2 separate regions of the Homo sapiens genome follow, and region 1 is linked to region 2. A link is a contact called in ENCODE Hi-C or POLR2A ChIA-PET data. All regions are on one chromosome and are shown on one strand. The core of a region is the stretch at or near the end of the contact, and the rest is flanking DNA. Distances in the headings are between cores, read along the strand shown.

Region 1 (3,820 bases), core at 381-2,880, 39 kb after region 2:
GGACCAAATTAGACTTGCAAAAAAGATTGGATGCTTTGACTCCACTTGGTAACTCTAACCTTTCAGATCTTTTTGAGTGCTGTGGGGTCCTGTGTCCTCCAATGTGGAAGGAAGTTGCATGAGTAAAATCTGTCTCTCTGATATGAAATTATAAACACTAGTTGTTGATTTCAGGCCCTCAAACATCCCAGGCCTTGCAAGTCACTATAGAAATGTTCTAGGCAAGTGGGAAGAACAGGGGATAAGAGAAAAAAACTAAAGATGAGAACAAACTGGCTTTAAAAAAACATCATTGCTTGAGAGTGTCCAATATGCCTATTTGCTAATGACTGTGTGTGAATGCTAGGGTGCCTTTGAAGAGTCCTGACACCCTCTTCTACTGCTCCATTGATCAGGAGAGGGTCAGATGACTTCTAATGTTGAGAACGGAATTATGAAGTTCATTTTATACACAGGCAACTGAGGCCTCAAAGATCACATGCCTACTCTCACACAGCTAGTGTCAGCCACTGCAAGAACCCAAGTCTCTGTAAGAGGTTTTCCTTTTAAAAGGTGGAAACAACAGTTACTGACCCTTAGGACTCTTATTTGTTCTTTGCCTCACTGACAACCTTGTCCTACCAGGTGTGCACAGGTCTCCATTTTTAGAGCTGCCATAATCCCTCCTACCACTTGTGACTCTGGCCTCAACTTCCCCAGCTACACTGGCTGCTGGCTTGGTCAAACCTCCTTTCCCCCATAGCTTAGCAGAAACAAGTTAGAATCTTTCAAAGAGAGCTTTAGTGTGAAATTAAGGTTGGGGGGGACATGAAATATATGGAGTGATAAATTATAGTACACAGTATTCCAAGAATAAAGTACTCTTGTGGTTCCTTCCTGATTCACCCTGGGGTACACACAGGTGCATACTCCCTGCCTCTCACCCATCCAGAGAAAACCCTTTGCAGTGACTCAGGTCCAAGAGCACTGCTCTTGGGTGGAATCCTCCATATCTCTCAGAACCTCCCACAGGGCTTCTCATTTTCACTTGTGGGGCCCAGCTTCTGAGAGGGGGCTCTCACAGAGCCTGGGGGGCAGCTTCCTTCCCAGGACAGGACGTGTATTCTCTTTCAAGTCTGGGTTCAGTGCTGCTGCTACCACACAGTGCTTTTGCTGCAGTCACTTTGTATAAACATGTTTAAATTGTATCAGATGAAAGGTGTGGGACTTCTTTTATTTTCAAAGTAAAGGGCTGGGAGGGAGGATACAGTATTTTTCAATTGCCTTGCCTGTGCAAATACTGCATTTGAGTCAGAGCAGCTAAGGAATATGGAGAATTACCACAAGTATATTAATTTTGAGGGAGGATGGCTATATGACCTCAGATATCCTTTCTTGCATTTTCAATTTTTCTGCCTTGTTTTAAAGTTACAGTTGTCCTTTATAACTTTGAAAATCCTGGCCGGGCGTGGTGGCTTATGCCTGTAATCCCAGCACTTTGGGAGGCCGAGACGGGCAGATCACGAGGTCAGGAGATCGAGACTAACCTGGCTAACACGGTGAAACACCGTCTCTACTAAAAATACAAAAAATTAGCCGGCCTGGTGGCGGGCGCCTGTAGTCCCAGCTACTCGGAAGGCTGAGGCAGGAGAATGGCATGAACCCAGGAGGCGGAGCTTGCAATGAGCCAAGATCGCGCCACTGCACTCCAGCCTAGGCGACAGAACGAGACTCCATCTCAAAAAAAAGAAAAAGAAAAAGAAAATCCTACCAACTCCATACCCGAGGAACCCTTGAATTGAATGATTTTAGGAATTCCATTTCTCCTACCAGATGTTTGTTTGTTTTGGAAACTCTGCATACTTCTCTTTTGTTGCTCCTTACTTCATTTTGGAAAGAGGGTAATTTATGCCATGAGAAACTCCAGATGTTTAGAGCTGGGAAGTAGGAATGTTTGGGCAAGAAAAAAGGGAAAACATAAATAATCAGAAATATGCTTGTTTTAGCATCTAAAATGATTATTGGATACTGTTCATAATCATCATGGGAGCTACAATTTTTAATTGCTTCAACTCAATTTTAGTATAAATATGACCTAATCATTTGTTCAGCTGAAGAAACTTTTCTGCTGGTGACACTGCAATTAGCAAATACTTCGGGTTAATTCCTGAAAACCTGATGCAGAAAATCAGATTTTCTTCTAAGCTTGTAATGATGCTTTGCAAAGGTTTCCTTAAGGCTTGAAATAGTATTCACTATTTTCCATTTAGCTTTAAAGCATACTGTATTCAGAAGTTGATATCCACAATCTTTCTTTTAGGAAAACAAATTAGCATGCCAAGAATATGAATTTTTAATTGAGCAGAATCTCTTTTAAAAAAATAAAGTGACCTAACACTTTGTCTGTTTTCCTACCTCTCCTTTTGGTGCAGAGGCAGTGGTGTGACCATTAAAAGTGATTTTTATCCCAATAGAAAGTATATTGGCCCGGCGCAGTGTCTCATGCCTGTATTCCCAGCCCTTTGGGAGGCCAAGACTGGCGGATCACGAGGTCAGGAGTTCAAGACAGCCTGGCAAACATGTTGAAACCCCGTCTCTACTAACAATACAAAAATTAGCTGGGCGTGATGGCACACGCCTAATAAACCCAGCTACTCGGGAGGCTGAGGCAGGAGAATTGCTTGAACCTGGGAGGCAGAGGTTACAGTAAGCTGAGATCACACTGTTGTACTCCAGCCTGGGCAACAAGAGTGAAACTCTGTCTCACAAAGAAAAAAGTATATCAAGACACCAGTCTTTAGCTTGATATTTCTGCTTTTCTATTTTTAAAATCCTTTTGTGAAATATATAAAAATGCAAAATTGTGAGAGTTAACAATTCTTCTGTAGCTATCAAATTGTCATTCCTGTCTGAATACAGTCTGCTTTGGGAGAAAAACATAGATCTGCTTTAAGACATATATATTAATTAAGTTTCCTTTGATTCTACAGTTTGGGGATTCTCAGCAGTTGCGGCTGGTCCGTATTCTGCGCAGCACCGTGATGGTTCGCGTTGGTGGAGGATGGATGGCCTTGGATGAATTTTTAGTGAAAAATGATCCCTGCCGAGGTAAGGAACCATTCTAAGCATGAATTACGTGTTAGGTATGCCCCCAGCAGTGATCTTTTATGCTTACAGGAAGCATTGATGGTGGGGTCTGTCTGTTTTTTATTTTGTTAAGCTGCCCAGGTGTCATCCCACTAGCACAGATTAGAACTCAGGGGTGCCAGCATAGGCCAGGGAGAAAAAGCTGAAGAGGTTGATGCTATTTGGGGAGGTAGGTCTAGAGGAATGCAGTAATGAGAATTAAGAGTGTATTGGTGTTACTCGAATGTTTGTTTGGGGTATTAAATTAACACTATCCTAGAAAGGAGCCCAGTGAAGCCCTTTAGGTTCCCTCTTAGTGCCTCAGATCCCTTTGCCTGTAATTCCTGTGGCTGATACTCAGGGAGAGTGTTAGGCCCTTCTCATACAGGGAAGAACTGGTGAGCCCCCTGGACCAGGAGGAAGGATAAAGACACCTACATGTGAGCCCATTCACTTCTAAGACAGGTGGCCACCTAAGCAAGACCATGGGGTGTCTTTCTGCTAAATGTGAAAAGGCTGGCCCACCAGCCCAGAAGCATAAGGAGACTGTCAATTTAATATGAGCATGAGTGGTGGCATCTGCAGCTAGGGGGTGTGTGGGGACTGCAACAGGGAAGAGATGACCGGTTCCAATTGCTAAATCCTCTTCAGCTATGTCCTTGCCTTTTTCCTGTTAGCAGAGCTGCATGTGGGTGCACAGGAGGCTCCCCCACTG
Region 2 (4,001 bases), core at 1,502-4,001:
CCCCCAGCTGCAGATGAACCTTTCTGAAATAAGCCTTTAATCATATCTTTTCAAGCTCAGAGATATTTAATTGACTCCCTGTTAGAATAAAACCTTTAGATTATGAGGCTGACACACTGCCTGCCGTGCTAAGAAGGTGCTTAAAATAAAATATAAACTCTTTAACACACCATTCAAAGCCCTCTATTTGACCCTAACCTACCTTTCTTAGCTTCTACTATTCTTCTCACTCCTTAATATTATAGCTGAAGTAAACTATATTCTGTTCTTTAATATCTTCTGACAATGTCCTAACCCTGTGTCTTATTTTATGGGTTATAATACATCTTTCATGAAATGCTTTTGTCCAGCTCTCTCTCTTCTATAAAACTTACCTTTATTCCTCAATCATGGAATAATTTTTCCTGCCTCTTCACTGCCATAACTCTTTATCTGTACCTTGTATTATGATCATTATTTTATGTACTTACCTTCCTGGTCCATAAACTCCTTAAAGTCATGGTTTGTTTATCTAATGCATATTTTTATGACTCTTTCCTTCTACTTTACTTGTTTCCATCCTCCTAGCCTAATATAGTTTCTGGGCCAATATTTTAAATAGAAACAAATAACAAGAGTAGATATTTGATGCTTCTAAATTATTTTTAGCTCTTCTCCCTAAAAATACCTTTAATCTTATTACAATAAATTCTTCAAATTTTCAGATTCCAAAATCAAATGAGTAAGAAAGACATAAAAATTAGAGGCAATTTTTAAAAAATGAAATTCAAATTTAATAATAATTTTTAATATTGTATGTTTTAGTTGCATTACTTGAAGATATATTTTGAAGGCTGGCATAAACAAACTAGGAAAGAAAGTTTTAGACTTAGATTGCCACTTAAAAAATATGTTTTTCTTTATATTCAAACATAATTGAATTTCCAGTAATCAAAATGCCAACTTTTTTTATTTAAACCACTTCTTATTAAAATAACTTTGTCAGGGCATAACTAGCATAGGACCTGGCGTAAATTAGGTCTTCAGTAAAGGTTTGCTGAACTTAAGTGCATCATATACTCCCAGGCCTCTTCAAATGCCATATCTTAGTCTGTTTTTAGTAATTCAAAGACAACATTATGACCTTTCATTATTAATCTGCATGCTAATACAGTTCTGTGGTTGTTTTCTTGTCTGTTCCTTGTCAGGCTATCTCCAATATCCAGACTTCCTCCTCACTTTGTAATTTGCTGCTTTTATTTTATAGAGTAAAACAAACCACAGGTACTTTGGAAAGTACATCTCTTAGCACTTCTCTGGTCTCAGTGACAGTCATGTATCCCAGGAAAAGCCAAGCTTAGTTATGGATCTTATATTAAATAAGAGTTAAGATTCCAAGTGAGCTATAAAGTCTGTAGTTTTTTTTGTTTGGTTTTTTTTTGGGGGGGGTGCTTTTTGTGTTGGCAAATTCAGCCAGCGTGAGGTTTTTTGTTTGTTTCTTTTTTGTTTTTTTGCCTTAAATCTGGATTCAAAGTTATGTTCTGGGGCTTGAAATTACCAGAAGCCTGACTGGATTTTGGGGAGTTGGGGAGGGAGTTCTAGTTCATAGGCAATATACAGTCTTTACTCTTCAGATATCTTCACTCATAAATGAAGGTAGTAGTGACAGAGAGAATGAAAACAGACAACTTTTTGCCTCCTTTAAACCTTATTTTGGTCAGATGTTCAGGTGATATATATACTACATTCTGTTTTGATTTGTGTTAAATAAGGAGAACATTAGAAGATTTGATTCTACTGTTGCTACTCACCAGGTGATTGGACAAATCTTTCTTTAAGCCTTCTGACTGAACTTTCTCTTTTATAATAGGGGGATAATTATTCTTTTATAATGGGGGATAATTATTCTGTCCACCTTACAAGGTTATGACAGAATGAGAATAAGGTTAATGGTGTGAAATCCTTTAAAACATCGAAATGCTACATAACGTGTGTTCTGTTTACTATTGGTATTTAAACTATACCTGGAAAAGACTATTCTTTTACTGAGTATAGTACTATTACCAGTTTTAATGTGACTTTTCTTCCTGAGCAGCTTGTTCTATATATTTGTGTAGGCAAAAACAGCTGGAAGACATCCTGGTTCTGGCCAAACAGTTCCATGAGACAGCTGAGCCTATTTCTGACTTCTTATCTGTCACAGAGAAAAAGCTTGCTAACTCAGAACCTGTTGGCACTCAGACTGCCAAAATACAGCAGCAGATCATTCGGCACAAGGTAGGGAGTGGTTACAGTAAATGAAAATAGAAAACTGGAATTAGAAATCCTAGAAATGAGTAAACTGCCTGCAGCATTCTAGAGGATGTGTGTTTTGTGGGTTTAACTTAAAATATGGTCAGATTATTAATTGGAAAAGTCACATTCTTGAAATACAAATAGAAATTGACTGATAGGCTACCACCGGAATAAACAGCTTTTGTTCCCAATTTTTATATTATTTTTGCCTTTCAGTCGGTGAGTTTTTTAATTGTTTAATTTGTTGTATCATTTGTTATTCATCATTTTGTGTTTACTTTTCATTTATTTTGTTTCTGTTATTCATTTTTTCCATCTGGATTTCCAGGCTCTGGAAGAAGACATAGAAAACCATGCAACAGATGTGCACCAGGCAGTCAAAATTGGGCAGTCCCTCTCCTCCCTGACATCTCCTGCAGAACAGGGTGTGCTGTCAGAAAAGATAGACTCATTGCAGGCCCGATACAGTGAAATTCAAGACCGCTGTTGTCGGAAGGCAGCCCTACTTGACCAAGCTCTGTCTAATGCTAGGCTGTTTGGGGAGGATGAGGTGGAGGTGCTCAACTGGCTGGCTGAGGTTGAGGACAAGCTCAGTTCAGTGTTCGTAAAGGATTTCAAACAGGATGTCCTGCACAGGCAGCATGCTGACCACCTGGTATTCATGTTTCCATTTTTATTGGTTATGTTATTCTGTTATTTTGTTATTTTGATTCATGTTTCTCTTCATTTATTTTTTTTTCTTCATTACAAACACTTCAACTTTATTTTATACACAAGTGCATAGTTAGTGGACTTGATGCTGACTGCTAATCTGTTTTTGGATGAGTCCATGGAAATACTTATATTTAACAAGTTAAATCAGTAATTCTAGAAGATGGTACAGGGTATATAGTCAGGGGCCATCTGAACTCCAACTCATGATTTACATTATTAGGTGATGGGTCACTAAGATTCTATTTGAGCAGTTTTATGAAAGATAATGTGCTTTAACAAAACCAGATCTATCTGTGTAGTGCCCAGGATTTGATCATACAGTTAAAAAACTTTTAGGATATTTCTGGATTTGTTCAAATTCCGGGGATTCTGTGTCATCTTAATAGAAGAGTTTGCCTTTTTCATTTCATTTTTATGAAATCTGTTTGGGAGAGTAAAAATAGGTAATTTTTCTAATAGTCTGATTCTTTTGCTTCGTCAACTTTAAATATGAAGAGAGTTTTTAACCAGGATTCTGATTTAAGTCAGTCTGTTCTTACTGAATTTCTTCTCTTGAACTTTCTGTTTATTCCTTATTTTGGACACAGTAGACAATTTTGCTCAATTTCACTTCTGCCTTTCTTGGGTTCAGGTTTGGTACCAATAATTGGTAAAGCTGATGTAATTCTAAGTTTTTCTCATCCAGCGCATAGGAAAGCTTGCCTATAGGTATCTGATTTAATTATTTTGAATAGTCAATGGGCTAACCAAGGAGAAGATGAGGGGATCAAATATCTGATGTTTAAATTAAACTAGTATTCATCTCTTTACTTTAAATTTGATCTCTTAAAGGTCTCGCATTTTGTTTCATTTGTAGTGCCACAGTTTCAGGATTAATGGTATTCTTTCCTTTCAGGCTTTAAATGAAGAAATTGTTAATAGAAAGAAGAATGTAGATCAAGCTATTAAAAATGGTCAGGCTCTTCTAAAACAAACCACAGGTACTTTGAAAAGTGTGTCTCTTAGCACCCCTA

Evidence for each region. Hi-C counts contacts between places; a loop is a spot of excess contacts on that map. ChIA-PET counts read pairs that join two places held with the same protein, here RNA polymerase II (POLR2A). Pooled maps may share reads with other maps.
Region 1: a loop to region 2 is called in a map of aorta, with 2.3 times the contacts of the local background. The contact joins two enhancer-like sites. A Hi-C loop is called at or near these places in 3 of 168 maps with a recorded cell type or tissue (HCT116, PC-9 and aorta) and 3 of 50 pooled maps. POLR2A ChIA-PET finds 5 or more read pairs at or near these places in 3 of 52 experiments (HEK293, activated CD4-positive, alpha-beta T cell and activated naive CD8-positive, alpha-beta T cell).

Annotation. Positions count from the first base shown.
Region 1 is chr1:39,465,646-39,469,465 of GRCh38, forward strand. It overlaps MACF1 (microtubule actin crosslinking factor 1), which reads left to right. Exons shown (of 101, transcript NM_001394062.1): 96 at 2,970-3,087. Among named protein-coding and RNA genes, the nearest start is that of BMP8A, 24 kb to the right of the region's middle. RefSeq lists a silencer at 2,469-2,609. Within about 2 kb of position 1,631, at least 3 of the 41 ENCODE cell types and tissues checked have a DNase peak (open chromatin) inside an H3K27ac peak, as active enhancers do.
Region 2 is chr1:39,425,359-39,429,359 of GRCh38, forward strand. MACF1 (microtubule actin crosslinking factor 1) reads left to right here. Exons shown (of 101, transcript NM_001394062.1): 62 at 2,097-2,256; 63 at 2,603-2,929; 64 at 3,884-3,968. Among named protein-coding and RNA genes, the nearest start is that of BMP8A, 64 kb to the right of the region's middle. Within about 2 kb of position 2,752, at least 2 of the 41 ENCODE cell types and tissues checked have a DNase peak (open chromatin) inside an H3K27ac peak, as active enhancers do.